Linked DNA regions of Homo sapiens: region 1 is linked to region 2. A link is an interaction called in ENCODE POLR2A ChIA-PET data of the cell type or tissue named here. Cell type or tissue: GM12878. All regions are shown on one strand. Each heading gives the region's core, and the rest is flanking DNA. Links, peaks and the distances in the headings are about the cores only. Region 1 overlaps PARP14 (poly(ADP-ribose) polymerase family member 14). Region 2 overlaps PARP9 (poly(ADP-ribose) polymerase family member 9).

The links. ChIA-PET counts read pairs that join two places held together with the same protein. Peaks named below come from ENCODE experiments on the same cell type or tissue, not always from the same donor. Only the 100,000 strongest peaks of a DNase experiment are listed, where the experiment ranks them.
Region 1: POLR2A ChIA-PET joins it to region 2 with 6 read pairs; 2 of 35 experiments call an interaction of 5 or more read pairs at or near these places.

The regions. Positions count from the first base shown.
Region 1 is chr3:122,683,241-122,698,952 of GRCh38, reverse strand. PARP14 (poly(ADP-ribose) polymerase family member 14) reads right to left here. Exons shown (of 17, transcript NM_017554.3): 2 at 13,635-13,768; 3 at 11,840-11,873; 4 at 6,410-6,652; 5 at 3,291-3,527. Among named protein-coding and RNA genes, the nearest start is that of PARP14, 10 kb to the right of the region's middle. RefSeq lists an enhancer at 15,701-15,712. In GM12878, for the core only: no CTCF peak of the experiment used is centred there; DNase peaks (open chromatin) are centred at 3,742 and 7,552; H3K27ac peaks cover 908 bases.
Region 2 is chr3:122,540,299-122,556,010 of GRCh38, reverse strand. It overlaps PARP9 (poly(ADP-ribose) polymerase family member 9), which reads left to right. Exons shown (of 11, transcript NM_001146105.2): 4 at 1-725; 5 at 3,372-3,593; 6 at 5,209-5,427; 7 at 10,522-10,579; 8 at 15,159-15,539. All of the region lies in intron 4 of LOC105374071 (a long non-coding RNA gene), which reads right to left. Among named protein-coding and RNA genes, the nearest start is that of PARP9, 16 kb to the left of the region's middle. In GM12878, for the core only: no CTCF peak of the experiment used is centred there; no DNase peak of the experiment used is centred there.

The DNA of each region.
Region 1 (15,712 bases), core at 2,610-10,609, 140 kb before region 2:
ATCGTGAGAATAATGTTTGCCCTAGTATAAAAAATATTTTGGTGCTCAAAGTATAAAAAATATTTTGGTGCTCAAAGTGAAGCTCACCTTAGTATTATGCTATTTGTTCTTCTTGTACAGTCCTATAATTTTAGGCTTCAAAGTTGACTTAGATTAACATTAATACCTCAAAAAGGAGGAGCATAATAATAAATTATTATAGCTTAGCATGTGTCACACACTATTCTGAGTGCTTTACATATATTTAATTCATTTCATCCTCACAACAACCATTTGAGGTAGAGACATTATTATTATCATCCTACTAAAACTGAGGCTAGGAAAGGTTAGATAACTTGGATAGGGTTACATAGACTGCAGATAATTCAGCTGAGATTCAGTGGTTGTCCAACCCCAACGCCCATCCTCTTGCCCCTCTACCAAATCCAAGTTATCATCACTGTCCTCTGAGAGCCCAGCCCCACAGACTATGATTCAGTAAGAACCACACCTCCTCCTGGCCCTGCTGGAATCTCCCTTTTCCACTTCACTGGGTGTGTTTGCATGTGTGTGCATGTGCATGCTCTTCTCTTCCAAGCCCCTCCTCGTTTTGTGTAAGTTATTAAGCAGAGCATCTGCAGAAAGGGAATCAGAATGTGCTCCAATAACAACTTGGGTTAAAAGAGCAACCTTTGTGGAAAGATGTTAAAAATAACTTCACCTTGTGTATGATTGGGTCCTAGAGCTGGTATCAAGCATGAGGGAAAAGCAGTGGCCTTCAGAGGCCCAAACATATAGCTTCAACTTCCCTGTGGCAGCCCTGAGCTTTATAGCTTCAACATGGCTCTGTGGCAGCCCTGAGCCTGGGCAGTATTTATGATTACCAACTTACTGAGCACCATCAGGCACCAGGCTCTTTGCTGGTATTATTTCATTTCAACCTCACAGCATTCCTCTAAGTAACCAGTAATGTGAACCCCATTTTACAGATAAGAACACAGAGGCTTAGGTGGGTTAAAGTAACTCGGCCAAGATTACAAAGCTAGTAAGCACCAAGGCCAGGAATCAAACTCAGGTCTGTCTGACTCAAGAACCATCACAGATGTCACCTTAATATGCCTTAAAGTCTCCATCCTGCTTTTCTTGTCTGTAAGGACAAAGTTTATCTAACTGTGCAGATTATTAATGGGATTGTGAGATACTGTAGCAGAAAAAACAGCAAAAGATCTTACAGACATAGGTGTTCAATGAAAATTCTCTTAAGAAATAAAACAGATTTTGTGAAGTTGAACCAAATAATTTTACAGTAAAATGCCTAATTTTTTCCTTTCAAGAAATCTACATAAAACACAATATTGTACAATAAATTCTCTTTTAAACCAAGCTCTATCTACCATCTGCCTCATTATTGGCAACCCATTGTGAATGGTGAAATATCCTATAAGAAAAATTAACGTTATAGGTGAACAGGAGATTTGGAAAGAGGAGAGAAGTTAGGGTATATGTTATGGGACCAGAATACCCAAGTTCAAATCCTGACTATGTCACTCACTAGCTGTGTAATCTTGGGCAAGTTATTGGACCTTTCTGTGCTTCAGTTTCGTCATGTGCAAAACAGGGATTATAACAATCAAGATGCCCATAAGACTGTCTGAATGCACTTGGTAATAACCTGCGAAGCTATGCAAATGTAAGTTAAAATTAAAAGAAGGAGAAGCTAAGCTGGGTGCAGTGACTCACGCCTATAATCCCAGCACTTTAGGAGGCAAAGGAGGGAGTATTGCTTGAGCCCAGGAGTTCAAGACCAGACTGGGAAACATGGCGAAACTCCATCTCTACTAAAAATACAATATATTAGCTGGGTATGGTGGCATGCACCTGTACTCCCAGCTACTCTGGAGGCTGAGGTGGAAGGATCACCTGAGCCTGGGGAGGCTGATGCTGCAGTGAGCCATGATCATGCCACTGCACTCCAGCCTGAGAGACAGTGAGACCCTGTCTCAAATACATAATAAAATGAAAATAAAAAATAAAAAGGAGAAGCTAGAGAACATAAAAGAAAGTCAGTAAATCACAGATGGTGGAGGACAGAGAATGAGTGAGTTTGGAGGAGGAGGTGTGGTCAAAAAAGTTAGATGGTGCAAAGAGATCAGGGAGAAAGGGAACCTTTGAGAGTGCCTCATAGAGTTTACATGAATAGCTCTGGCAGAAAATAAACCTTAATTAAATAGTACTTAACATTAGTTGTATATGTGCAGAATAGCCCTTCTGAGGACAAACCCAACAGCCCCATGCCCTAAAGATGTTTGAAAGCCCTGAAAATATCAACTCTCACCACAAACTGGGAGGTTAATTTCTAGGGTAGAGGATTTTATGTACCCCTCTCTCTCCCTGGGCCCAAGACCAGGCAGAGGGAGATTTGAATATGTGACAGAAGCTCCTCTTTGTCCCTTTGCCCAAGGAATAGTAGGTCTTTCATTCCATTTTAATTCAAACCATACTTTCATCCAGTTTTCCCAACACATGAAAACTGAGTTGGGAAAAGGGAGGTTCCTTCAAGTACCTTGTTGAAACAACTTCTCTCAAGTGGGTGGCATACCACATTATCCTATGTCATGCCCCACCCTGATTAATCCCAGGCACAGTTTTCCTTCTTTTCCCAAGAAGCCTGGCCCCCTAATTCCTTCTGCTCAGCCTTGACTTCTGAACACAAGTGGAACCTCCAAGCTGACCTTGCATATGCCTCAGAGAACTGGCAGTCTATATCACAAAACACTCAGAAGTGTTTCTCTAAGGTTCAGCTAGACATGGGTTTCACAGGGTCACTCCAAACAATAGTCCAGCAGGCATCCACTGGTCATGTGAAACCACTCCTGTCCATTTTTGAATGATGATACAATAGGTGAAAGGAGTGGTACTTTATAGGAACTCTATGAGTTGCTGAGTATTTCTTTACCTAACCTTGTCATAATTAATTTGAGAGCTTCTATCAAGTGTGTGGCTAAAACACAGATCATCTCCTTTTTAATATATTATTTCAAAGATCCCAAGAATATATTTTTCAGCCCATCATAGGTAGAGACTCATGAAAAAACCTCCTTATATCTTTCAAAAACTTGATTTTGCTTCTCTAAAGTCTGAATCACTGGCCTTATTAAGCATCATATCGCAGATGAACAGGATTATTTATTCAATTCCCAAAGAAATACATAAATAAACAAATAAAACACATCAGAACTAAATTTATAACTATTAAGCTCTGCTAATAATGGCCTAGATTATGCCAGGTATGACAGGTTAATAAATATTACCTTTTCTGTCAAAAAATTCAATCAGAGCTGAACTCTCTTCAGGAAAATATTCAACATTGGCAACTCTTCCCCCTCCATTATAGGGATTTTCAAAGAAAAGTTTTAAACTGTAGTCATCAGCACCAGGTGGCAGGTTTTCAACCCTGATTGTGTTTGTCACTTCCAGAAGTCTTGGAGAAAGCTGAAGTTGTTTAATTGAATGGTGCTTGGTACAATCATCAACAAATCTTATAGTATCTACAAACCAAAAAAAAAAAGAAAGAAAATCAGTAAATTTTTATTGTATCTTTATGTTGTATAGAAGAAAATGTCTGGCTACTAATTGAAATAAAAGGAAGAGCTAAGCACTCCATTTTTAGACACAAGATTTTAATACCTACATGAGAATTTACATACCTAAAACTCCCAGTCGCTGGGCGACACACACACGAATGTCTTACTTGGATTGCTGCCACTGAGCTGTGTCCCCACTTCCTGCCCCAGACCTCACCAACCCTCCTGAGGGTTTTCCCTACAAATCTCATTTCACCCCTTTCTCAAGCCCTTCAATGGCTCCCCATTACCTGCAGGTATGAGCGTTGACACTCCTCAGCCAGGTGTACAATGCCCTTGGTGATGTGACTCGAAACTAATTTCCAAGCATCACCTTCGGTTATTCCCTGCCATTCATTTTATTGTCCGTGTTGCCACAAAAACTAGTCATTATTTTTGTAAAACCCCTTCTCCTTGAAAGGGTCTTTGTGTATACAATTTCCTGCATTTGGAATGCTCTTCTCTAGTTTTTGTCTTGATCCTATTCATCTTTTAGGACTCAACTCAATTGTCTCTTTAATAATAAGTATTGGCCGGGCGTGGTGGTTCATGCCTGTAATCTAAGCACTCTGGGAAGCCAAGGCAGGCGGATCACCTGAGATCAGGAGTTCGAGAAAAGCCTGGCCAACATAGTGAAACTCCGTCTCTACTAAAAATACGAAAATTAGCCAGGCATGGTTGTGCGCGCCTGTAGTCCCAGCTACTCAGGAAGTTGAGGCAGGAGAATCACTTGTAGTGAGCTGAGATCACGCCACTGCATTGCATTCCAGCCTGGGCGACAGAGCAAGACTCTATCTTAAAATAATAATAATAATAAGTATTGATGGTGGGCCCACGATGTGCCAGGCACTGTGCTAGGATCTGAGGATACAGAAATAAATATAACAAATCTTTGCCAGTGCATCATCCATGTGGGAGCAAGTCTTGAGAGCAAATAAATTGCCTATTGTGGGATCAAATGAGGTGGGAAGACTAATACTGGGAATCAGACAATGGTTCCCAGAGTAAGTGGCTCTGATCTGGGTTTTGAACAATGAAGAGGGGTTTACCAGATGGATAGGGAAAGATCTATGTCAAGCAGATGGAATATATTCTGGACATTATGAATATAAACTTCACAGAAGCAAGACCAAGCCACCTTGTTTGGGTCCCTTTCCTCCCATTTCCCACAGCTTTTTGTTCACAGCTTAGAGACAGCTTCTTCTCTTGGACCTTCTTTATTTGTTTACATATGGGCTTCCTCCCTGACCCCAGGCTATGAGTTTCTCAAGGGCAGGAACCTGATTATTCATCTCTGTGCCCACAGCACCTAGACCAGTGCCTGGCACATATTAAGCATTCAAGATTCTGATCGATGAACAAAAGCAAGTCCATTTAGTTTTTCCTTTGTAAGAAACAGTAATAAATTTGAAATAAGAATAGCTCCCTTTCAGTCATTACTACGTCTCAGGTACTACGTTAAGTTGTTAAGCACTTTTCTTTTTCTTTTCTTTTCTTTTTTTTTTTTTCAGACACGGGGTCTCACTCTGTCACCCAGGCTGGAGTGCAGTGGCATGATCTTGGCTCACTGCAATCTCTGCCTCCCAAGCTCAAGTGATCCTTCCACCTCAGCCTCCTGAGTAGCTGGGAGGACGGGTGTGCGCCACCATGCCTGGCTAATTTTTGTATTTTTTTTGTAGAGATGCAGTTTCACTATGTTGCCCAGGCTGCTCTCAAACTCCTGGACTCAGGCAATCCATCTGCCTTGGCCTCCCAAAGTGCTGGAATTACAGGCGTGAGCCACTACACCTGGCCCTATGTTAAGTACTTTTCAAACATTATCTCATTCAATCTTTACAAAAACTATATTAGGTAGGTATTATTGTACCATTTTATAGATGAGGAAAGTGAGGCATAGGGAGGATAATAACTTGGCCAACCTCATATAACTAGTTAAATGGCAGAGCTGGAATTTTGACTCCATGACCTGTGCTCTTAACCGCTCCACTGCCATGGCCATGGAATAGTGAAGGCTTAGAATTGGAAAATGTACTTGTTTTGGGTGGTGACAGCTCTCTTCCCAATCTCAGAGATTGTCTACAGATTCCTGACAATTACCTTAAAGAGCACTCATTGTCTGCATCACACGCACTTACTCATACCTACATATGTGAATGACCATGAAAGTGCTAAGGACATATCAGGTAAAGAGGTAAGAGGACAGGTGTAGAGATAGGCTGCCTGGGTTCAAACCCAGTTCATCCATGCATTCGCACCTTTGTGTTTTGTCTCCCCAACTGTAACATGGGGATCAATAATAATAATCTCATAAGGTTTTGGAAAGGACAAATAAATTAATACACGTAAAGAGGCTGGCATAGCACCTGGCTTATAGTAAGCACTCTATGAGAGTGTGTTATCATTACCTTCCATGAAGTCCAGTTTGGTAATACAAATATTTACTTCACCCAGTGAGATAACACATGTGAAAAAGCCGACTCCTGTACTTGGAATCACTTGGACTTCAGATGTCTATTTGCTGTGTTCACGCACTTTCTTACCCTCTCTGCCTGTCTCTCTCTCTCTCTCAGTCACACACACACACTTGGGCACTCCTGCAATAAAGTTAATTCTACTAAAAATATGGAATTTGGTTTCAATATGAATATGCTTCACTTTCAAAATAAAAAAAACTATATTAACTTGGAAACCTCTCTTAGTAGCTACTAGAAAGAGTCAAACTTTCAGAGATGTCCCCCTAAGAGGTATCTCAAGTCTCATGATGTGGTACAAAGAAGACAGGCAGAGGAAGTGTCACTTCATCTTACCTATGTGCTTTTGAAAGGTAACAACAGCAACATCAAAATCTCTTATTATTTCCACTTGAAAGTCATCATTAGACAGGCCACTTATGTTCTCCACTAACAAGATTAGCATTATGTCAGTCACATTTGCCTTGAGGTTTTCAAATGCCACCAAAGAGGAAATATTTTCACATTCCTCTGGGATATCTTCCATTTTGTCTAATCCACCATCAAGAGGGAGTTTTGTATCCAATTCTTCTGACACATCTGATTTTAGGAAGACAAAAGAGGTACAAGATGTTATACTTATCTACCATGGTCTTAGCAAAGTAAGTTATCACAAGGCACTGCCCTCTCTCCTTGCCAATCTCTTGGCTAACTCACAGAATAACAGACCTTGGATGGCTTTTTGCTTTATTTAAATAAAAACAACATGTAACATGTAATTGCCTATTATTAAAATTCATATTTTTAAATTTTCATTTTGACAAAATAGGTCTGTATTTTCAAGATTATAGGCATTATAGGGATAAAAAGATTTTCATTTATTGCTGGTGGGTACATATATTAACCTCTGTGGAAATGAATTTTAAAAATTTGTCCAAAATTATTAGTGATAAGAAAAAATATTCACATTACTTAGCTAAGTAAATAGTCATTTATAGAACAATTTACATTATAGGACTATTTTTATATGTGAATTTTATATTAAAATTATACATAATTGAAGTTTAATTTTATTATACCCTTTTCTGCCTGGCCTTTTTGAGGAACCTGCCTTATATTTCCTAGCACTTGATATCTATTTCTAGCACAGCACCAGACTAAAATTATTCAACAAAGCTTCTCAAAAGCGAGACACATGTTTATTCATCCTTGTATTGCTAGCATATGGTATATAATTGAGGCTCAGTAAATGTTTGCTGAATTGGAGATTTACTGCTTGGGTCACTGGAGGAAAGCAAGACTATCTGATGATGCCCAAACATGGGTATCACCTAACACATTATACTCCAAAAAATAGTTAAGTTCCCATCACTGAAAAGAAAAAAGGATCCCTATAGCAAATGATTAAGGAATACACACAGAAAGTGAAATGGCCAAGGCCTGCTGTATACGAAGCCCGCTGAATGGCAATCACCCAGCTGACTCATTCCTCTCCACTGTTGACTGTAAAAATGAGTTACACATACACACAAGGTCAGTCTCACTGTATGCTTGTCCACTGAAGCATGGTGGGTACGATCTGATCTTTAGGCATTCTGTGGACAGTTTTTCAATGGGGACTCTTATCGTGTTCAAGACCCTGGATGTAAGGAGAAGTAAGAATATAAAAAAACATTAGTTAAGAAATTTACAGATTTTCTAATGGAGGTATATGAGGAAAATGACATGTGTAAATGTTCGCAGTGGCCACATAAAATGCTCTGTGTGCACCAAATCCATTTTGCTTACTTCCTGGACAATATTTCTCAAGTTTTCTGCAGTTCAGTTTCAACAGTAGTGTCCCTGCAGTTAATGGAATATGGGTGGAAGTGAATTCCACCTTCAGGCCTGGCCAATATAAATATCCTTAATATGAAACCCCATTCTCCCTTGCAGTGACCTTGGAAACCACATTTAAAGATAATGGTGTCAAAGGGTGGAAGGAGCCTGGGTCCCTGAATGACCACATGAAGTGACTGACACTCCCACCACCATCACAGCTGCCAACTACACTGAACTGTGATGCGAAGGAGAAATAAACTTGTGTTGTGGCCAGGCGCAGTGGCTCATGCCTGTAATCCCAGCACTTTGGGAGAACGAGGCAGGCGGATCACTTGACATCAGGAGTTCCAGACTAGCCTGGCCAATGTGATGAAACCCTGTCTCTACCAAAAATACAAAAATTAGCCGAGTGTGGTAACACACGCCTCTAATCCCAGCTACTCAGGAGGCTGAGGCTGGAGAATCGCTTGAAGCTGGGAGGCGGAGGTTGCAGTGAGCCGAGATTGTACCACTGCACTCCAGTCTGGGCGATTCCGTCTCAGAAAAATAAATGAATAAATAAACAAACAAACTTGTGTTGTGTTAGGTTACTGATTTGGGAGGTTGTTTGTTACAACAGTTAGACCACTCTGTTGTGTGCTGGCTATCATGCCATGCACACACACTCATGCTAAATTAAAAAAAAAATAGCTTAAGCATAAAGCAACTACATAAATTAGCACTAAGTGAGACAGGTATGACAAATCACAATGACTGCTGGGCTAGGGAGGAGGCTATATGTGTTTAATCCCTGCTGCCACTCTTTAGCCATGTGACCTTGGGCATGTCTCTTAATCATAAAATGAGGGTATAGGACTAAGTGAACTGGACTGAAAGAATCTTTCCAGCAATATAGTTTTATAATCCCATCAATATTAGACGCTTCACCACAAGAAAGGCTTAATTGACCAAAAAAGAGCATTAACAATCAGGCCAAGAGTCCCAGAAAGAGATAAAAGGGCTGGGCTGGCATGGAAAGACTTGAGAGAAGAGGAGGAAGTTCAGCAGGTCTTGAAGGGTATGTGGAATTGGGTAGAGAAAAGTGGGCTAGAGGGAATGGTGAGCAACAGAAGCACAGGCAGAGTGCTGCAACTGCATCAGACAATTTAGAAAACAGTGATTTGACTGATGTGGCTCAAAAGGCGCACAATTGTGCAGAATGAAGAAAATGAGGCCAGAAAAGCAGACTAGATCCAGAAGGTGGTCTGGACTTTATCTCCCAGCTTGTGGTAAGGGTGAGTCATGGAAGGTTTCCATGAAAAGGATGGCAGGCTATTTAGCAATAGTGCAAAGGGCTGGTCAGGTTTAAGGAGAAGGGTGGCAGACACAGACAGAGCAGGCAGGGAGCTCCTGCCATGTTGAACTTGTGAGGTAAAAAGGAAGGGCCCGTGGTGAGAGAAGGATGGATAAGGAAAACTTTAAAAGAAAATGAGGCTGGGTGCAGTGGCTCATGCCTGTAATCTCAGCACTCTGGGAGGCCAAGGCGGGAGGGTCATTTGGGGCCAGGAGTTCAAGACCAGCCTGGGTAACATAGTGAGACCACGACTCCACAAAAAATGTTAAAAATTGGCTGGGCATGGTAATGCATGTTATAATAGCCCCAGCTACTTAGGAGGCTGCTGTGGGAGGATTGCTTGAGCCAGGGAGGTCGAGGCTGCAGTGAGCCAAGACAGCCTGAGCAACAGAATGAAACCCTCTCTCCAAAAACAATAAAATAAAATAAATAGGTCTCTATGATCAGCAGATGTGAAAGGAGTGATGCGTGAAATGTCTAGTAGGTGACGAGCAGACTGATTGTGTACTTCAAGAGAAATGAGGAAGCCAGAAAGGGCCCTTGCTTGGGGAGGAAGATGACACATGTGGCTTCAGGCATGTTGGCTCTAATATACTTCCCAACAGGAAGGTCAGACAGAAGTTCTGGAATTGAGAGAGGAGTCCAGGCTGGGGATATGGATTTGAAAACACCAGAATTTCCGACCACAGGTAAGCAGTATTTCTCTGCTCTTGCCCTTGTCTCTTCTCCAGGACCTTCCAAGTGCTGGTTTCCACCTTTCAGACCCAGCCCAACTAAGCTTATCCTGGAACAGGACATTAGCTCAGTGCTGACTTCACCTGATCTTGGTGTGTGTGCCTTTCCCTGCCCTGTCAGCTCCTGCAGACGCCTCAGTTTTAAACTTTTTGCATGAGGTTTCGGGCATGCTTAGTGCATTCATGGTGCAATGTCTTCTGCACCAGGGCTGTTGTAATTATTAATTATGAGTATTGGTTGGTGGCGTTGGTTGTGGTTCATTGTCCGGAGAGTACGTTCCCCATCCCTGAGAAACAGAATCCAGTCAGTACCTATTCTCCACCCACACTTTGCTCAGTTCTGAAACTGTCTACCCCATTCCAATTAATTTCAAGAGTCCCAGCCTTAGGGCCATAGTCAGGGATCAGTGTGGGGTAACCATTCAGCAAAGAACCTCTGCTTCCTTTAAAGGAGCCAACTTAAGTATCTGGTGTAGACAACCCAAATTCCTAGCTGGCTACTATCCTTAGAGTCCAGGTCGGGTAAAAACAGGTTAGAAAATGGGCCTAAAATTCCCAGGACAATGAAAAGTCTATTGGTGGAAGGGGACTGGGGCTTTCGCTGGGAATACATTTGGGAGTTTTAAGCAAATTTAAAACAGTACTAACATGTCAGTTAAGACAGAGTTAAGGTAAAAATCTATGAAGTCATAAGAAACACAGATGTGATTAAATTTTAGATCTAGGGCTATAGAGCAAGAATAAATATGCACATATAAAACCACTTCCTAGTCTGAAGTTGAGCTTGACGGTATAGCGCTTTGGCATCTTCCAAGAAGAAGATAAGGATTTAGGAGATCCCAACGACAAACACTGGGAGCTGGGGGAGCCAGTTCGACAAGTGAGGAATGGAAAGCAGGAATTACTCTAAAGAGACAAAAAAAAAAATCCTATTTCATAAAACTCCTGAGCTGCCTAAGAAAGCCATGCATACTAAATTCTACAGTTTTAACAGGACATCGATATTAGACAAAAATAAGCCATATATCTCTATCCAATCTTTTTGCCAAATATAGGCAGCTCTCACTCTAGTGCCATTTTCCAAAAGAGAAAGTTGCAGAAAACTACATGTTCTCAAGATAATTTCAATATTACAGGACAATGATTATACATTGTTCATTTTCCTTAAGGTTTAGGTATATGTACCACTTTATCTCTCTAGCTCGGTTCATTCAGTGTAGTTCACTTCCTACCCTTTATAATAGCATGCTTAGCTATGAAAACTAGTTGCTTCTTTAGTGAATGTCAAGTGGCATGGCAGCTCAATGCCCAGACGCTAGTTGAGCATTGGAGTCCACAACAGCTAATTGGTCGCTGGCTGTTTCCTAGAGCAGATGAGATCAGAAGAGCTGCTGTCTTTGGGAGGACTGCAATCCTCCAATCCAATCCTGCACCAATGCTCAAAAGCCTATGTTCACAGAGAAGTCACAACTTCCTGTTTTGGCTCCAGAGCACAGCACCCTCACACCCAGTGCTCAGGAAGCAGTGCTCATCAACTAAGCCACATGTGACTCCCTTGGACATATCGTGTCCTTGCTTCTCTATGGCTGGCTCAGCACAAGTGGAAAGTAAAGATCAGCTCATCCCCAGCTCTCTGGCACTTCTTTGCCCTCCCCTCTATTGCAAGGTGTCTTCCAGTCCCCAGAGAGAGCAGTTCCAATCATTATGACCTGAGCGCTAAAAGCCACCCTCTGCACAGCTGGCTCAGAATATGAAGATGATGCAGTCCAAGGCAGCTCCCAGCGGAGCACATCCTGCATAGTGGAAGTCAAGAAGAGAGGGCTGACTCCCTCAAGTGCTGCCTTTAATAAATGCAAAACAGCTTGGTGAATGTCAGAGTCATCTCAACTGAGATTTTACCTGGTTCTTTAACATCTTCTTTGGTCTTGGATTCCTGAAACACAAACAATAAAGTAGCATTAATACATGATTAACAATTTATTTACATAAGAAAATGTCCCTGGGACCAGCCTGGAGATGGAGGGTAAATAGAAACAATAATGAAAAGGTCTGATAAGGGTGCTCTTGAATACATCTGGGGCCATATATAGTGGCATATTCACTTGCAAGTCACAAAAATCACCAATGAAGATGAGACACAAATAACAGAAACCTCAATTAACACCAAGCATTTGGGAATATGAGGTACATCCTACATCAGAGAAACATCTTAGCTCATAATTTTTCCCTTGTTTAATATTTATTGAGGCTGGACTTGGTGGCTCACACCTGTAATTTCAGCATTTTGGGAGGCCAGTGTGGGAGGATCGCTTGAGGCCAGGAGTTCAAGGCCAGCCTGGGCAACATAGTGAGACCCCATCTCTACAAAAAAAAATTAGGAAAAAAAATTAGCCAGGCATAGTGATGCATGCCTGTAGTCCCAGCTACTTGGGAGGCTGAGGCAGGAGGATCACTTGAGCCCAGGAGTTCAAGATTACAGTGAGCTATGGTGGTGCCACTGCACTCCAGCCTGGGATACAGATGAAAGCAGTCTCTAAAAAAGATAAAAATTAAATTAAGGACGGGTGTGGTGGCTCACACCTGTAATCCCAGCACTTTGGGAGGCCAAGGCAAGTGGATCACATGAGCCCAGCAGTTCAAGAGCAGCCTAGGCAACATGGTAAAACCCCGACTCTACAAAAAATACAAAAAATTAGCCAGGTGTGGTGGCATGTGCCTACAGTCCCAGCTACTGGGGAGGCTGAGGTAGGAGGATCACCTAAGCCCAGGAGGTCAAGGAGGCAGCAAGCCATGATCATGCCACTGCACTCCAGCCTGGGCAACAGAGTGAGACCCTGCCTCTAAAAAAGAAATAAATAAAACAAATACAAATAAAACATTTACTGAGTGTTTATTATATATAACAAGAACTGTGTCATGTGCTTTATACAGATCATCTTGTTCAACCCTCACAATAATCCTGCAATCTGTTGTTGGATCATTAATGTTACTATTCCATTTTACAATTGGGGTAATACTTAATACAGGTAGTATGGATTGCTGTCTCCTCAAAATGACATAGAAAATAAAACAAATATAACAGGTTACAGGTTATAAAGAACTCTGGAGACACAGACCCCAAATTTTACATCCAAAACCACCATTATTATAATCCCCAAATCTTGGCTTTTCCAAATGTGTCTAAAATCACATAAAAAGTACCCCCAGCAGGGTGCGGTGGCTCATGACTGTAATCCCAGCACTTTGGGAGGCCTAGGTGGGCCGATCATGAGGTCAGGAGTTTGATACCAGCCTGGCCAATATGGTGAAACCCCGTCTCTACTAAAAATATAAAAATTATCTGGGCATAGTGGCATATGCCTGTAGTCACAGCTACTCAGGAGGCTAAGGCAGAAGAATCACTTGAACCCAGGAGGCAGAGGTTGCAGTGAGCCAAGATTATACCACTGTACTCCAGCCTGGTTGACAGAGCGAGACTCCGTCTCAAAAAAAAAAAAAAAAAGTACCCCCTCCTACTTTATCCCATACTACCCTACCCTACCACTGCCCTCACTCCCCCTACATTTGTAATCTGCTTTTCTCGCTGCAGTTTGCTTCATGCTTTTCTTTCCACTATATTTTCTTCATGGTGATTCCCATCTCACACACCTTGGGAGACCTAAATCCCTTTTATTCATGCCTAAAGTTTACTTGCTTTTGTTAGAAGTTCCTCTTCAAAGACATGATCGATTTCATCTGGGGTTGCAGGTAACTGGACAGTTAACTTGAATGTTCCTTTTCCTTGCCATACCAACTCATGATTTTTTCTCTCCAGAACCTTCTGCCGAACTGAAATGTCCAAAGGGGGGAAAAAAGACAAATGACAAGCAATCTTTATTTACAAAATTATTCTATGATTTCCGTGGGCTGCATTACCATCAATCAATGGCTTGGTCGGTTTCTCAAGAGAGGCTATATGTGAAGTAAAAGAGGAAAAGTTTAGCAAGCAAACATGGATTTGAATTTCTTCCTTAAACTGACTTTTTAATATTGAGCATGTTCCCTAATAAGCCATACTTATAAGGCCTCAGTTTTCTTGTCTATTTGTAAGGTTAATGGAGACTGTTTTGTATGAGTGCCACGTGTATTAAATTGAAGAAACATTATAAAGAACTTGGTACAGGACCTGACACTCAGGAGGTACTCAAAAGGTAGCAATATTTATTCTATATTGAAGTGAATTAAATTAAAGCATCCTTCAATGGGAGCCAGTGAAGATTGGGTACTGGGACATGCCATGATGAAAGTCACGTTTTAGGAAGGTGGCTAGGTGGCTGTAAGCAGGAGCCTAGTTAGAAACAGGTCTCACATCTGATAGTAAAAGGAGTATAAAAGAAGGGGGAGATTTTTGCAAAAAAAAAAATGAACAAATTAATAGATTAGCATATCAGGCAGCTTGGCTGTAGTGAAACAACTGAACAGTGGACATAGAGTCCAAAGATCTGGATTTGAATTCCAACTCTACCACAAATAGCTGAGTGAATACCTTAACTTCTCTCAACTCTCAGTTTCCTCACTTAAAGTGGTGTCCATGAATGCACACTGTAACATCCTCAAGAACTACGCAGATGTGAGTTACGATTATAAAAAGGAGCAGCCAGAGAGATATGAAGAAAATCAGCATATCTCAGTCCATGAAGAACGGGAAGAAGTGAGTTTCAAGGAGGAGGCATGATCAACATAGTCAGATAGTACAAAGAGGTCAGGGAAAAAAGGAGTTTTTGAGAGTGCCCTACAGGTCACAGGTGTAGCTCTAGCATGAATGTTGGGTCACTATGCTGTGTTCTGATATGGCTGGCCTGATGAGGCCAAGGATATAGATCAGAATCTTTCATGAATAGGAGCATGATAGCTTTCCCACCTCAACCCTCTGTGAAGAGGGTGGAGGAAGTGGGGTCTTAATTGGATGCCAACTCAGAAATAGGCCTCAGAAACAACCTGAGAAGGAACGCCAGCTTCTAATCTCACTCTTTATGAGGAGGGCAGATGTTTCCACACAAACTCCTGAAGGGCTTTACTAAACCAAGGTGGGGATTGAGGACTGGATAGGACCCCTGCAGCCTGACAACAAGCTAAATTTTGTAAGTCAAGTTATTTAGAGTCATGGACCTCTGTGTTACAGTCCTTTTCTTATTCCCTAGACTTTGATAAAGTCCTGTCTAGGCATCTAAATGTGCCAGTCTGTTCTCAGATTGTGGGCAATATTTATGGGCACAAGTATTTCAGGAGAACAGTTGGTAATAATATGGGTATATGATCTCCAAAAAGGAGAAAGTCAATCTGGGAGGAAAAAGCTGAAACTCTGATGTCCAACCTCCCTTACCCAAGTGGACAGTCTTCCACCTGCACCAACTTTAGATCATCAACATTTAATTTTATTTAAGGAGAAGATGGGTTCTTACCACAAGGAACCCGACAACAACCAGGAACCAAACTATGTTGGTAAAGTATGATAAAATAGACACATCTGAAACAGGGCTTAAAATGTTATGTCAATTTACACCAACTTTTCAGAAATCCAGTGAACTATATAAAAGTGAGATACAGCTTCCCATTTGTTTCTATTTGCTATACATGAATAAATACGGAGAAGTGCTGGTGGGCTCATTCTTGTTATCTGCCTATTACAGTTTATATGAATCAAATCAGGTTATGCTATGGGCCCGCACCTGTTGAGGCCACTTCCTGGCATGGAGGGTGGAGAGTGTCCTCTGCAGAAGAAGAATGCACTTC
Region 2 (15,712 bases), core at 4,444-12,443:
TTGGCTGTATCTCTACCCTGGTCTCTCCAGTTCAGGAAGGCAACAGCAAATCTCTGCAAGTGTTCAGAAAAATGCTGACTCCTAGGATAGAGTTATCAGTCTGGAAAGATGACCTCACCACACATGCTGTTGATGCTGTGGTGAATGCAGCCAATGAAGATCTTCTGCATGGGGGAGGCCTGGCCCTGGCCCTGGTAAAAGCTGGTGGATTTGAAATCCAAGAAGAGAGCAAACAGTTTGTTGCCAGATATGGTAAAGTGTCAGCTGGTGAGATAGCTGTCACGGGAGCAGGGAGGCTTCCCTGCAAACAGATCATCCATGCTGTTGGGCCTCGGTGGATGGAATGGGATAAACAGGGATGTACTGGAAAGCTGCAGAGGGCCATTGTAAGTATTCTGAATTATGTCATCTATAAAAATACTCACATTAAGACAGTAGCAATTCCAGCCTTGAGCTCTGGGATTTTTCAGTTCCCTCTGAATTTGTGTACAAAGACTATTGTAGAGACTATCCGGGTTAGTTTGCAAGGGAAGCCAATGATGAGTAATTTGAAAGAAATTCACCTGGTGAGCAATGAGGACCCTACTGTTGCTGCCTTTAAAGCTGCTTCAGAATTCATCCTAGGGAAGAGTGAGCTGGGACAAGAAACCACCCCTTCTTTCAATGCAATGGTCGTGAACAACCTGACCCTCCAGATTGTCCAGGGCCACATTGAATGGCAGACGGTAAGTCTTTGTTTCTATTCTCTTGCACTGGCACAGGTGATCCCTGAAAATTAAATAATTTTTGAGTGTACACTATGCAACACTATGTAGAAACCATCTTGTTTGGATTAAGAATATGAGCCAGATGCAGTGGTACATGCCTGTAACCCAGCTACTTGAGAGCCTGAGGTTGGAGGACCATTTGAGCCCAGGAGTTGGAGGCCAGCCTAGGCAACATACCCAGACCCCATCTCTTTAAAAAATTTTAATTTAAGTTTTTTTTTAAAATAGGCTGGTCATGGTGGCTCATGCCTATAATCCCAGCACTTTGGGAGGTTGAGACAGGAGGATCACTTGAGCCCAGGTGTTCAAGACCAGCCTGAGGAACATAGCAAGACCCTGTCTCAAAAAAAAAAAAAAATTATCAGGGCATGGTGATGCACATCTGTAGTCCCAACTACTTTGGGAGACTAAGGCAGGAGGCGCACTTGAGCCCATGAGTTCAAGGCTGCAGTGATTCCTGCCAGGGCAACAGAGCAAGACTTTGACTTTGACTCTAAAAATAATAATAATAATAATATAGCATTCAGTGCCAGGCCATCTGGATTTGAATACCAGCTTTGCTATTTATTAACTGGGTAACCCAAAGCAAGTTACTTTATCTTTTGTTCTTCAGTTTCCTCATTTGTACATTGAGGATAATAATAGCATTTATATCTTAGAGCTGGGATCAATATACATAAAATGCTTAGAGTAGTGCTTGGCACATAATAAGTATTTATCATTATTATGGCTGTTGCTATTATCTTAGGCACCCGGAGGAATTAGAACAATCTTTGATCCCAAGGAACCTAAAATCAATTATATTCTTTATTATAAAAATATTCTTTATTTGAAAAATCTCTCTGGGGAGAAAAACCATCTCAACATTTCTGAAGCAACCTATCAATAGTAAACAAAAATAATACTTAAGAGTATGTAAATTTGTGACAAGAGTGGAGTATAGTGGACCAAGAAAGATTGCTTCAGAAGGTATGAGTTTTGAATGTGATCTCAAGTTTCGATGGGTATGATTGGCAGGAGGGGAAGCTTTCTGGGTGGTCAGAGTGACTTGATCAGAGAGATGCAGAGGAATTGACAGAAAATAATGGGCTTGACTACAGTCAGGAGACACAGGTGGAGCTCTAAGTCATAGTCTGTGTGTTTATACACAGAATATAACTCTGCCAGGGGCTGTGGAGAATGCAAGGTGCAACTAAGCATTTAGCTGGGGGTCACTGGGCACAAAGGTGAGGATGCTGGCAGGGAAGGGGAAGGAGTCAGGGTAGCGGTGAACCTAGGTATTTCTGAGTCAGTGCAGCTCCCCTGCTAGACGGAGAGCACCTTAAAGATGGAGATCTTGGCTTATTCATCCCTATAGCCTCAAGGCCTGGTCTGGGCATGCATCTAAGGGTTCAGCAAATTAAAGATAAATAAGTGGAGGGGGCAGGAGGGAGAAGGCACCACAACAGAGGGTGAGAATGAATATAAGGCTTTATTCTTTTTTTTTCTTCTGGATCAGTGATGTCACACTTAAGACTCTCGTGACCACAATCAAATAGTCTTAGACACTGGTAAAACAAACAAACCAATAACACTTATTGCCTATAAGACAATTAGAGGGAAGACTGAGGGGAGTTCATGAAATGAAATATTTGAGAAGTCATTAACACACAAATTTAAAACTAAAATGGAAGCATCCTAGTTGAGTAACTTATCCCTTTAACTGAATTTTTTAAGGTATATTTATTGCCAGCAACGTTAGGAACATTACAATTTTTAAAGGGTGTCGGTGCCCCCAAATTGCAAATTCTAATTGTGCTTTCAAAATGAAGCATTCATTAACATCAGTGAAGAAATACCTGAGTTACCCTGAAAGGGAGCCAAAGTCAATAGAATGATTAGGGGAATCTGGGCATGGGGGAAGGAAGGACACTATCATTTTTAGCACAGCTCTGAGGGTTAACTAGGAGACGATGTTATCTAAAGTACAGCTCATGTATATGTACAGTCTATTTCTGAAGAGAGAGATGAAGAACTTGGTTGCACATAAGATGGGTGGGTGAGTGGGGGGGTCTGGGAACCTGACCAAGAAGGGGACCTACTTTTCATTGAAGACCTTTTTGTCCCATTTGGAGTTTCTTTAACCTTGTTAAGTTTCTTATACCTTAAACCATAAAAACATTAGAAGGTGGAAATTCTCCAAGAAATTTTATTTCCTATTTAAAACGAGACAAAACAAAAACCCACGACGAAATAGCAAAAAGTCATGGTGGTCGGGCAGAGATGAAACCATTTATCGACAGAACTTAAAACAAATCACAGGGAATACTCAGAATCTAGCCATCTGGTAAGGTAATACAGCAAGGGGCAAACAGATGTTTGCAATGAAAATTATATCATCCGTACATTTACATAATTTCTGAATTATGTAATTCAGCTTCGTTCATGGCAATCAAATAATCACTCTTTGGAAATACGAGTTTCTATTCATTATTAATGAAATTTTTTAGAATTTAGGATCTTCAAAGAGTATTTTTCAAAGCTCTTCAGGGAAGTAAAGATTTAAATTAGTCATTTAAGAAGAAGGAATTTAACAATGAATCCTACCCTTTCTTCCCTTTTCAGGCAGATGTAATTGTTAATTCTGTAAACCCACATGATATTACAGTTGGACCTGTGGCAAAGTCAATTCTACAACAAGCAGGAGTTGAAATGAAATCGGAATTTCTTGCCACAAAGGCTAAACAGTTTCAACGGTCCCAGTTGGTACTGGTCACAAAAGGATTTAACTTGTTCTGTAAATATATATACCATGTACTGTGGCATTCAGAATTTCCTAAACCTCAGGTAAGTTTAAAATAAATGTGGCTTTATTTAGCTCCATAGTCTATACAGTCTTTTTTTTTTAAACAAATTTCCATCATTTCATTACATTCATGAAATATTTTGTCAAGTGGTATAGTTCTCAATTTTTAGCACACCTGCGAGTACCAGAAATACTGAACAGGTACAGTTGCCATAAGTTATCTTAAGAAGTTTGATTTAGGTCTGTCGCAGTGGCTCATGCCTGTGAGTCCAGCGCTTTGGGAGGCCAAGGTGGGAGGATCACTTGAGCCCAGGAGTCTGAGACCAGCCTAAGCAACATAGCAAGACCCCCATCTCTACCAAAAAGAAAAAAAAAATTAGCCAGGTGTGGTGGTGCACACCTGTAGTCCCAGCTACTCGGGAGGCTGAGGTAGGAGGATCACTTGAGCCCAGGAGATTGAGGCTGCAGTGAGCTGTGATCACACTGCTGCACTCTAGCCTGGGTGACAGAGACTGTCTCAAAAAACAAACAAAACAACAAAGAAGTTTAAAATGTTACCTAACCCATGTCTAAATTTTAAGTAGGCATACTGCAGATAGACACTGAAACTAGTATTCCCTCAGTCTGAACACTGGTTCACCCCAACATACCCAGTGACCTCGTTGGCCTTTTCCTAAGTAGGCAAGGGATTCAGCCTCTTATGTCCCTCCATGTGTTATATTCCTGGAGCAGCTGGGGTTCCCCCTCCAGCATCATTCCAATCAAATCTATTACCTGAGGTCTCTTCCCACCCATGCCTGCAGTGGAGCCTGGCTGTCTAGCCCACTCTCCACTGAGGCACATAAAATACAAGCATTAACGAACTCAGGAGGCAAAGGTTGCAGTGAGCCGAGATCGCGCCACTGCCCTCTAGCCTGGATGACAGAGTGAGACTCTGTCTCAAAAAATAAAATATAAAATAAAATAAAATAAAAGCATTAAAGAATAGGAGGAACCCACTCAGATGGTGAAAAGAGGGAAACTTAATCCCCTTCTCTGCCTTTGTCTATCTTTCTTCTTCACCATTTCTGGTCCCTTCTTGAGAGCTCTCTAATCCCAAACTGGTCCTCTAGTCTCCCTCTATCCCTCAGTTTTCCAAAGTCCTTCCATGGGCAACATTCCTGTATTACTTTGATGTTAACAGTTGGTAGAAATTTAAATCTGCCAAAAATATTAGCATTTCTCCAAGAGAAATTACATGATAGATCTTAATGATGTTGAATAAGTGCTGCTTTCTTATTTTAATCTCGATCTCCTTTATGAAAATTCAAGGGCTCTTGACGTTGACCTGGAAGGGGCAGGTGAATGGGGTAAACAGATGGTTGGCTCTCTGACCTGGGGGGATGGGTAAGGCTATATAAACTGGGAGAAATTCTAGTGCCCTCATGTCCTGAATAGCACAAGATGGCCACTCTATTGCTTCAGTTTCTCACCATCTAACCTTATACCATAATGGGTTCCCTCTGGAGTGGGACCTTTCCTGTCATCTGAGGAGGCAGGGACACGAACCCTGAGGGAGGGTGAAGGTGGACATTGTAAAATATGGGCAGGATCAAGGGGTAAGTGGAGTCTTGTTCTTGACTCAAATGCTGATCTTAAATTTGTGTTTTCCTGCAGATATTAAAACATGCAATGAAGGAGTGTTTGGAAAAATGCATTGAGCAAAATATAACTTCCATTTCCTTTCCTGCCCTTGGGACTGGAAACATGGAAATAAAGAAGGAAACAGCAGCAGAGATTTTGTTTGATGAAGTTTTAACATTTGCCAAAGACCATGTAAAACACCAGTTAACTGTAAAATTTGTGATCTTTCCAACAGATTTGGAGATATATAAGGTAAGTTAATATCTTAGAAATGTCCTACTGTTCATTCATTCATTCATTCATTCAGCAACATCTGTTTAGTATCTACAATGTAAGATGCAGGGGATGCAGGGCTAGGTGCTGTACAGTGTGGTGGTGTTCTAACTTGGTGAAGTTTAATTTTTACAGATTGTCCACCTCTGACCTAGTAAAACATGTCATTATAGAAGCCATGTTTGGCAAGACACGGTGGCTCACACCTGTAATCCCAGCACTCTGGGAGGCGGAGGCAGGCGGATCACCTGAGGTCGGGAGTTCTAGACCAACCTGACCAACATGGAGAAACCCTGTCTCTACTAAAAATACAAAATTAGCTGGGCGTGGTGGCACATGCCTTTAATCCCAGCTACTAGGGAGGCTGAGGCAAGAGAATAGCTTGAACCTGGGAGGCGGAGATTGTGGTGAGCCGAGATCACGCCATTGTACTCCAGCCTGAGCAACAAGAGTGAAACTCCATCTCAAAAACAAAACAAAACAAAACAAAAAACAAAGAAGCCATGTTTACCCACTACCTAGCTTCTGTCTTTTCTTTTAATGGCACTTATTCTTCCCTCTGCTCCTTAAAGGTAAGCAACCTTCTAGTTTCAGTGTGGGGTCCTTGCCCCTCTCTCATCTCTCTCCCTTCAAGAACACAACTGTTCTTACAACTTCTGTGAAGTCCTGTCTTCTTAGCCAATCCTCTCTCATTTCCACTTGGATCTCTGACCGTCATCTCAAATCCAGTGTATTTAAGGCAAATTCTTTGTCTTCTCTCTCTCTCTCTTTTTTTTTTTAAACAGATGTGATCTTGCTCTGTTGCTCAGGCTGGAGTGCAGTGGCACAATCATAGCTCACTGCAGTCTTGAACTCCTGGGCTCAAGTGATCCTCCCACTCCAGCCTCTTGAGTAGCAGGCACTACAGGCACATGCTACCATGCCTGGCTAATTTTTAAATTTTTTGTAGAAAAGCAGTCTTACTATGTTGCCCAATCTGGTCTTGAGCTCCTGGGCTCAAGTGATCTTCCCATCTCAGCCTCCCAAAGCTCTGGGATAATAGGTGTGAGCCAATATGCCTGGCCTGTCTTCTCCTCCTCAATCAGTTTTCCCTCTAAAATCCCCATCAGTCTCAGCTTTGCCTCTCGCTGGCTATATAACCTTGGGCAAGTTAGTTTACTTATCTGTGCCTCAGTTTCCTCATCCTTAAAAGAGGGATACTGATTACCATCTTATGGAGCTGTTGTGAAGATGAAATGAGTTAATACAGGTGGGTGAGGTGGCTCACGCCTGTAATCCCAGCACTTTGGGAGGCTGAGGCAGGCGGATCATCTGAGGTCACGAGTTTGAGACCAGTGTAGCTAACATGATGAAATCCCGTTTCTACTAAAAATACAAAAAATTAGCCAGGCGTGGTGGCACACACCTGTAATCCCAGCTACTCGGGAGGCTGAGGCAGGAGAATTGCTTGAACCCAGGAGGCGGAGGTTGGAGTGAGCTGAGATCGCACCATTGCACCCGGGCTTGGGCAACAAGAGTGAAACTCCATCTCAAAAAAAAAAAAAATGAGTTAATACCTGTAAAACACTTAGAATAGTACCTAGCACAGAGTAGAAGGTTAGCTGTTACATCAACTGTAATGAGCTGTAGTTCACTGAGTGCTGAATTGTTACTAAATTCAGTGAATTGTTTATCTTTTCTTTCCAATTTCTTTAACAGCAGTGGTATGCCTGGCTAGTTTTGCCATGTCTCCAGTACTGCCCTCAAATTCAACCCATTCTTTTTTAGCTCATCTGTAGGTGACCTCGGAAGGAAATCAGCTGTGGTCTAACACATTTGGGGTCCATGTGTTGGAGGGGAGCTTGTCTTATGTGTCTGAGTGCACTTCATCTCAGCTTTTTGTTTGGGTGGACAGATCAAGCTGAGTTCCTAGCATGTGAATAAACTGTGATATTTTCAGCATAATTAGTATATATTGCAGTGCTGTTCTGCCTTTAAAGTACCGACCATCTCTGCTTTATTCTCACTTAGCTGGCATTTTCGAGAAAGACTTTAATGATGTTAGGGAAGAATAAAAAGGAAAGGAAATAAGATACAGCAACCTAAAATAGGTTTTCAAGATATAGGTTTCTGATTCTGCCAACAGCAACATCCGAGTTTTAGAGAGACTTCTCGGCATGTGTCTGGATTTTGGATATAGAGGGCCTTGCAAGGTTTGCCTTGCAGAGAGTGGCTGCAAACATTAGTTCTCTGACTGCTCATATTCCCACCTCTTGGCCTGCTCTATGTGCATGGTTGCCATTTTATCTCTGCCTATATGGAAGTGAATTTATACTTGTTCCAGCTTGCTCTTTCTTGGAGCAAGTATAAAAGTTCTTATTCCTTCTGCTGCCCAATTAAACACGGGGAGATTTGTAGCATTTGCTGATTTCTGTGGCTGCTTTCAAGCTGTTGATATGACATCACTGAAAACAGATTTAGAAGAGATGGTCACAGCAAGCTGTCTTGAGTCATTGTATGCCAGCTCCAGTATCCCACTGCGCCTCACCCACAGCTAACTGGTGAGATGGTGGTGCATGACCCAAGGAAGTAGCTCACCTTCTGATAAAATGAATAATCCTGTCCTTCAGATGAAGTTCATCAGTTTCCCATGCAGAGGATTATCTCTAAGCCCAGATAGGTGCCCTGATCACCTCCCTGAACTATTTCTTTTTTTAATTTCCTTTTTTTTGAGACAGGATGTCGCTCTGCTGCCTCGGCTGGAGTGCAGTGGTGTGATCATAACTCCCTGAAGCCTCAGCCTCCCAGGCTCAAGCAATCCTCCCATCTCAGCCTCCTGAGTAGTTAGACCTACAGGCATGCGCCACCATGCCTGGCTAATACTTTTATTTTTTGTGGAAGTGGGGTCTCACTATGTTGCCCAGGCCAATCTCAAACTCCTGGACTCAAGTAATCCTCCCACCTCAGCCTCCCAAAATTCTGGGATTACAGACGTGAGCCACCGTGCCCAGCCCCTGAACTTTATGAAGCACCATTTTCATACAAGAGGAATTAACCACATCTAGAAAAGAAGGTTCATTCTCTCCAACATACAAACAAAAATATGCATGACAGTTTAAGAAAAATGGAAAGATCAACCACGGTCTGAGCGCTCCCCCAGGGACTAATAATAAAAATAGTGCCGTAGGGGGCCGGGCTTGGTGGCTCATGCCTGTAATCCCAGCCCTTTGGGAGGCTGAGCTGGGCGGATCACCTGAGGTCAGGAATTCGAGACCAGTCTGGCCAACATGGTGAAACCCCAGCTCTACTAAAAATACAAAACTTAGAAGGGCATGGTGGTACGTGCCTGTAATCCCAGCTCCTTGGGAGGCTGAGGCAGGAGAATCACTTGAACCAGGGAGACGGAGGTTGCAGTGACCCGAGATTGCACCACTGCACGCCAGCCAGGGCCATCTCAAAAAAAAAAAAAAAGAAAAAAAAATACGTGTATATATATATGTGTGTGTGTGTGTATATATGTATGTGTATATATATGTGTGTATGTATATGTGTGTGTATGTGTGTGTGTGTATATATATATATATATATATATATATATATATATATATATATATAGTGCCATGTATTGTGTCTGTCAGGCACTGTGCTGAGAAGGTGTCTTATCTCCTTCTCCCCTTAATCTTTTGATGAAGCCACTGTTGTCGTCTCCATTTTACAAATCCAAAAACATAACCCAGAGGTTAATATGCACACAGCTAGTTACATGGCCAAACCAAGATCAACCTTGGTGTCTGTCTGCCCTCAAAGCCTTGTTCTGAACCATTAAACAGAAACACAGAGAATGATACATCTTTCAGTTTTGTAACTCAAACAAGAGGATTATTTTACACAGTAATTTACATTAAAAGTGAATGTTGACCATTCCTTCAGGCTCTTTTCAGCATTAACACTACATTATATCCACATGGAGGTATGTGTGCAGACATAATGTATACATCTTCTAATAAGCCTTTTAATAAGCATGTATTTTCTTCCTAAATAAGTTGTAGTGAGATAAATGCATTTAATACACCTAACCTACCAAACATTATAGCTTAGCCTATCCTACCTTAAACATGTTCAGAACACTTATATTTGCCTATAGTTGGGAAAAATCATCTAACGCAAGCCTACTTTATAAAGTGTTGCGTATCTCATGTAACTTATTGAATACAGTGTTTACTCTTGTGATCACGTGGCTGACTGAGAGCTTGGCTTGCTGCCGCCGCCCAGCATCATGAAAGAGCATCTTACTACATGTCAACAGCCTGGGAAAAGCTCAAGATTAAAAATTCCAAGTACAGTTTCCACTGAATGTATATCACTTCTGCACCATCAATAAAGCCTAAAAGTCCTAAATCAAACCATTGTAAGTCAGGACCATCTATATTGCCAATTGTATCTACTTTGAACAAGGAAGACAGTGAATACCATGGCTCCAAAAGCTAAGTGAGATGTGTTATTTCTAATAGACATTATGTTAATGGATCTGTGTTGCAATATGCACAAATCTTTGTCTATAGACTTTCATATAATAACAATTACAATAGCTACCATGTACTTAATGTTTACTACAAGCCAGGAACAATTTTAAGCACTCTATAGGAATTAACTTACATAAAACAGATTATTTTATTATTCAATTTACAGACCAAGTTTGGTGTGTATACCATTTTTAAATGAATTTGTGTTTTATTAGTTACCTATAGTTTTCTTCTTCAGTGACATATCCACAGCTTTAGTTTAGCACAAGCAGGGCATTAAAATCTGTTGAATGAATGCACGGTTATATTTTGTCTCGGAATGTATAGTCTTCTTTATTTATACCAGATTTTGATTTCATCTCCATTTTTCCTATGCTTATTCTTTCCGTGTTCTAATAGACTGAGGTCCTCTTCTCTGGGACTTTCCTAAAGGCTGCTTTAGATTTGTGGTAGTAGGAATGGGACTGACAGAGTGGATGAAGTCAAGTGCTGTGTGTGCAGAGAGGGAGACTTTGATGACAATGGCTATCAGCCCTGCTTATGACTCTCTGCTCTGTTTTGCTTCTTGTAGGCTTTCAGTTCTGAAATGGCAAAGAGGTCCAAGATGCTGAGTTTGAACAATTACAGTGGTGAGTAAGAAATTCACAGGCCAATAAGTAGGGTCGCCCACCATTGGCTCATTCTATTCTTGATCATCTGAACTAACGGAGGGGAGAAGAAGAATAAATAAGCCAAAGGTATTGCATTGTGGTCCTGCTTGGATACCTGCCTACTCTCTACCCTGATCATGATTCTTTTCTTGCTTGGTCCAGTTTCATGATATGAACAGAGGAAGGTTGAGTTGCAGTGGATAATCCAAGATGTGGGTGGTTGATTCATAAATAGATATCTATAATTTTTTCCCAAGGAAAAGTTCTGGCTTCCATAAACTGGCATTCAGTCACTCTTTCTGCTCTGAACATCTAAATAGGGTTACTTATTGTAATTATGGAAAACACATCTCAGTAATGCCAGATAAATGGGTTAACTCAGTGTTACTCAAACCCAAGTAATCACTGGGATCATGATGGAAACTTTAAAAAACAAACAAACGCAAAACCCCCAAAATATGTATTTGTCCCAACTCTACAGATGCTGATTCAGGGACTCTGGGTCTGGGCCAAGCATATCTATTTTGAATGCTCCCTAGTCAATTTTGATGCCGAGCATATTTTCTTTTCTTTTTGAGACAAGTTCTGACTCTGTCACTCTGGTTGGAGTGCAGTGGCGTGATCTCAGCTCACTGCATCCTCTGCTTCACAGGCTCAAGCCATCCTCCCACCTAAGTCTCCCAAGTAGCTTGGACTACAGGCACATGCCACCACACCCAGCTAATTTATTTTATTATTTTATTTAATTTTTTTTTTGGTAGAGACGGGGTTTCGCCATGTTGCCCAGACTGGTCTTAAACTCCTGGGCTCAAGTGATCTGCCTGCCTCCACCTCCGAAAATGTTGGGATTACAGGCATATAACATCATTCTTTTAGTGGAGTTTGGGTGGACTGAGATGGAATGTTCAGTGGCCTGGCAGTGCTGTAAGTAAGGAAGGAGAGCATTAACAGTTCTGGCCTGGAACTGTGCCTTTTATGATCCTGTTTATTTATCTGTATAATGATGATAATAACAGACATTGTGAGGATAATAGATTATGTATGTAAAAGTGTTCTATAAATTGAAAGCATTAAACAAATGCCAGGCAATAAATAATGACTGGGAAGATAGACAAACTCCCCAGTTAGCTAAGGGGAGAAAGGGATTCCTTTTGACTGGAAAAGATCAAGAATGGCTTCATGAATGAGATGGTTCTAAGCTGGGCTTTGAGCATGGCAAGATTTCCAATGTCCAGAGAGGGTAGGGTGGGGCATCCAAGGTAGAGAAAACCCACAGGAGCAAAGAAATCCAGTGCATGTTTGGGGAACCACAGGGAATCCATGGTGGGTACATAAGAGGAGTTTTAGGTGAGGATAACATAAAAAAGGAACATAAAAAGGTCTGTATGTCATTAATCTGAATAATGGCGGCAAATGTCACCATTTAATTCAGTAATTCTTGCGGACATCTGTAAAGGAATTATATAGCACAGGACAATAATTAACATGGAGATGATTAATCAAGGGACATGGCGGCTCAAGCCTGTAATCCCAGCACTTTGGGAGGCCAGGGCAGGTGGATCACTTGAGGTCAGGAGTTCGAGACCAGCCTGGGCAAGATGTTAAAACCCATCTCTACAAAAAATACAAAAATTAGCCAGGTGTGGTGGTGCATACCTATAGTCCCAGCTACTTGGGAGGCTGAGATGGGAGGATCACCTAAGCCCGGGGAGGTCAAGGCTGCAGTGAGCCATGATTGTGCCACTGCACTCCAACCTGGGTGACAAATAAACAAAATGATTAATGATGATGATCTCAGATTATCAAGGAAAGGTTAAATAAACTATTTAGGAAGGGCCGGGCACCGTGGCTTACGCCTGTAATCCCAGCACTTTGGGAGGCTGAGGCAGGCGGATCACCTGAGGTCGGGAGTTCGAGACCAGCCTGACTAACATGGAGAAATCCCATCTCTGCTAAAAATACAAAATTAGCCGGGCATGGTGGCACATGTCTGTAATCCCAGCTACTCGGGAGGCTGAGGCAGGAGAATCGCTTAAACGTGGGAGGTGGAGATTGCAGTGAGCCAAGATTGCGCCATTGCACTCCAGCCTGAGCAACAAGAGGGAAACTGTCTCAAAAAAAAACAAAAAACAAACAAACAAACAAAAAACTATTTAGGAAGGCAGAGAGGTGGTACGTTATCATTAGAAATATTTAATTCAGCCGGGCACGGTGGCTCATGCCTGTAATCCCAGCACTTTGGGAGGCCGAGGCAAGTGGATCACCTGAGGTCAGGAGTTCGAGACCAGTTTGGCCAACATGGTGAAACCTTATCTCTACTAAAAATACAAAAAAGAATTAGCCAGGCATGGTGGCGTGTGCCTGTAATCCCAACTACTCAGGAGGCTGAGGCAGGAGAATCGCTTGAACCCAGGAGGCGGAGGTTGCAGTGAGCTGAGATTGTGCCACTGCACTCCAGCTTGGGCAACGGAGGGAGACTTGGTCTCAAAAAAATAAATAGATAACTCAGAGTTAAAATTCAGTGTATTTTGGTGCTAGAAGAGTTATCCTTTAGTGATCCGAACAATTTACTTATCTAGAAGAATAGTGCTCGCTTTGCCAACACATATACTAAAGTTAGAATAATAATTATTGGCCGGGTGCAGTGGCTCACGCCTGTAATCCCAGCACTTTGGGAGGCCAAGGCGAGCAGATCATGAGGTCAGGAGTTCAAGACCAGCCTGGCCAACATGGTGAAACCCCATCTCTACTAAAAGTACAAAAATTAGCCGGGTGTGGTGGTGGGCGCCTGTAATCCCAGCTACTCGGGAGGCTGCAGCAGGAGAATCGTCTGAACCCAGGAGGCGGAGGCTGCAGTGAGCCGAGATTGCGCCACTACACTCCAGCCTGGGCGACAGCCTGGTGTGAACCCGGGAGGCGGAGCTTGCAGTGAGCCAAGATTGCACCACTGCACTCCAGCCTGGGCAACAGAGCGAGACTCTGTCTCAAAAAAAAAATTAGTATTATTATTATTATGATTATTGGCCAGGCATGCTGACTCATGCCTGTAGTCCCAGTGCTTTGGGAGGCCAAGGTGGGTGTATTGCTTGAGGCCAGGAGGTCAAGACCAGCATAGTGACACCCTGTCTCTAAAAAAAAAAAAAAAAAAAAAAAGTAGTAGTAGAAGGAGGAGGAGGAGAAGAAAGGGGTAGGGGGAGGGAGAGGAGAAAGGAAGAAGAGGAAGAAGAAGAAGAAAAAGAAGTTTCTCTTGATAATAATGGATAAATGCAATATCACTATGCATTGTTTTTATTTTCTCCTAAAAAATAATATAATCTCCTAGACAGAACAAGGGTTTTAAAAAAAGTATGCCTCCAATATAAAACCTGGGTTACTTCTTACTGTTGTCTAAAACCTTGGCTTTTGTCTTTTTTATCTTTACTCAGAGGAAGGCCATCCTCCCCATCTTACTTCTAGGTCTGTCCTTATACTTCTTTTGTAGCTCCTGTACCACACAACTGAGATCTCAGGAGAAAGATGAGAATTTCCACTGCTATTCAGATATTACTCACTGGGAGGCATATGTGGGAGCACTGGAGTCAGATGCCCATACCTACTAGCTTCATGGCCACCACTAACTAGTCCTATAGCCATGGGCAAGTTACTTAATGACTCTGTGAATCAGTTTCCTTGTTGGTGAGATGGGACAACTACTAGTATCTTTCTCATAAGGTTGTGAGGAATCCTGAGTAGTGGAATTACAGGTATTTCTTCTTTCCATTATATGTCGATAATTTCCCAATTTTTAAATAATAAACATGTATTATTCTTAAAATCAGAGATTCATGTTTGTTTTTTAAAAAATAATTTTGACTCTTCAAGCTCTGTGTCTTTCAGAGATGTTTGATTTTAAAACTAGTAGCAAGAGGTTAAGGAAAATCCTATTCAGCAGGAAATAATACTTAGTTAACATCCAGGGTGAGATCACAAGGTGAACTCATCTGTGAACTGCCAAATGCAACATAGCAGAGGCAAGAGACGATAAAGCTAATCCATTACAAGCTAAACTCTGTGTTCCCAAGGAGGCTGTAAACGATACAGGTTGATTTCCTTCATACCCAATGCAGCTTTCAGAGATAGGTACTTAATTGAAGCTGCTACTGCTGACAGTGGTGACAATATCATAGGGGTAAAACACTGGCCATGGTGTTTTGTTCTGCACTGTTTTAAAACCCACTAGTCGGCCGGGCACGTTGGCTCACGCCTGTAATCCTGGCACTGTGGGAGGCCGAGGCAGGCAGATCACGAGGTCGGGAGATTGAGACCATCCCGGCTAACACGGTGAAACCCCGTCTCGACTAAAAATACAAAAAATTAGCCGGGCTTGGTGGCGGGCGCCTGTAGTCCCAGCTACTCGGGAGGCTGAGGCAGGAGAATGGCGTGAACCCGGGAGGCGGAGCTTGCAGTGAGCTGAGATCGCAGCACTGCACTCCAGCTTGTGAGACAGAGCGAGACTCCATCTCAAAAAAAAAACAAAAAACTGCTAGTCTTCCATGGTTGCTTATTATAGTCATTTCAGTCCCCCAGTCAACCAGAGAGGAGAAAAGAGAAAATGGGCTTGAAGCTAGATCTCCTGCCATCAATCTGATGGGATTCAACGTGGAAGAGATGTATGAGGCCCACGCATGGATCCAAAGAATCCTGAGTCTCCAGAACCACCACATCATTGAGAATAATCATATTCTGTACCTTGGGAGAAAGGAACATGACATTTTGTCTCAGCTTCAGAAAACTTCAAGTGTCTCCATCACAGAAATTATCAGCCCAGGAAGGACAGAGTTAGAGATTGAAGGAGCCCGGGCTGACCTCATTGAGGTGGTTATGAACATTGAAGATATGCTTTGTAAAGTACAGGAGGAAATGGCAAGGAAAAAGGAGCGAGGCCTTTGGCGCTCGTTAGGTGAGTAACTTTCTATCAAATTAGAAAGTAAATTCTCCCCATTGTTTCTTCTTTTGGGTGTGAGCGTGTATGTATGGATGTGGGTAAGAGACAGAAGGAGAGAGGAGGGATCAAACATTCTGGTTCTTTGTTAGATCATAAGCCTTTGTGAGCTATTTTTTTGCTCTCTTTTG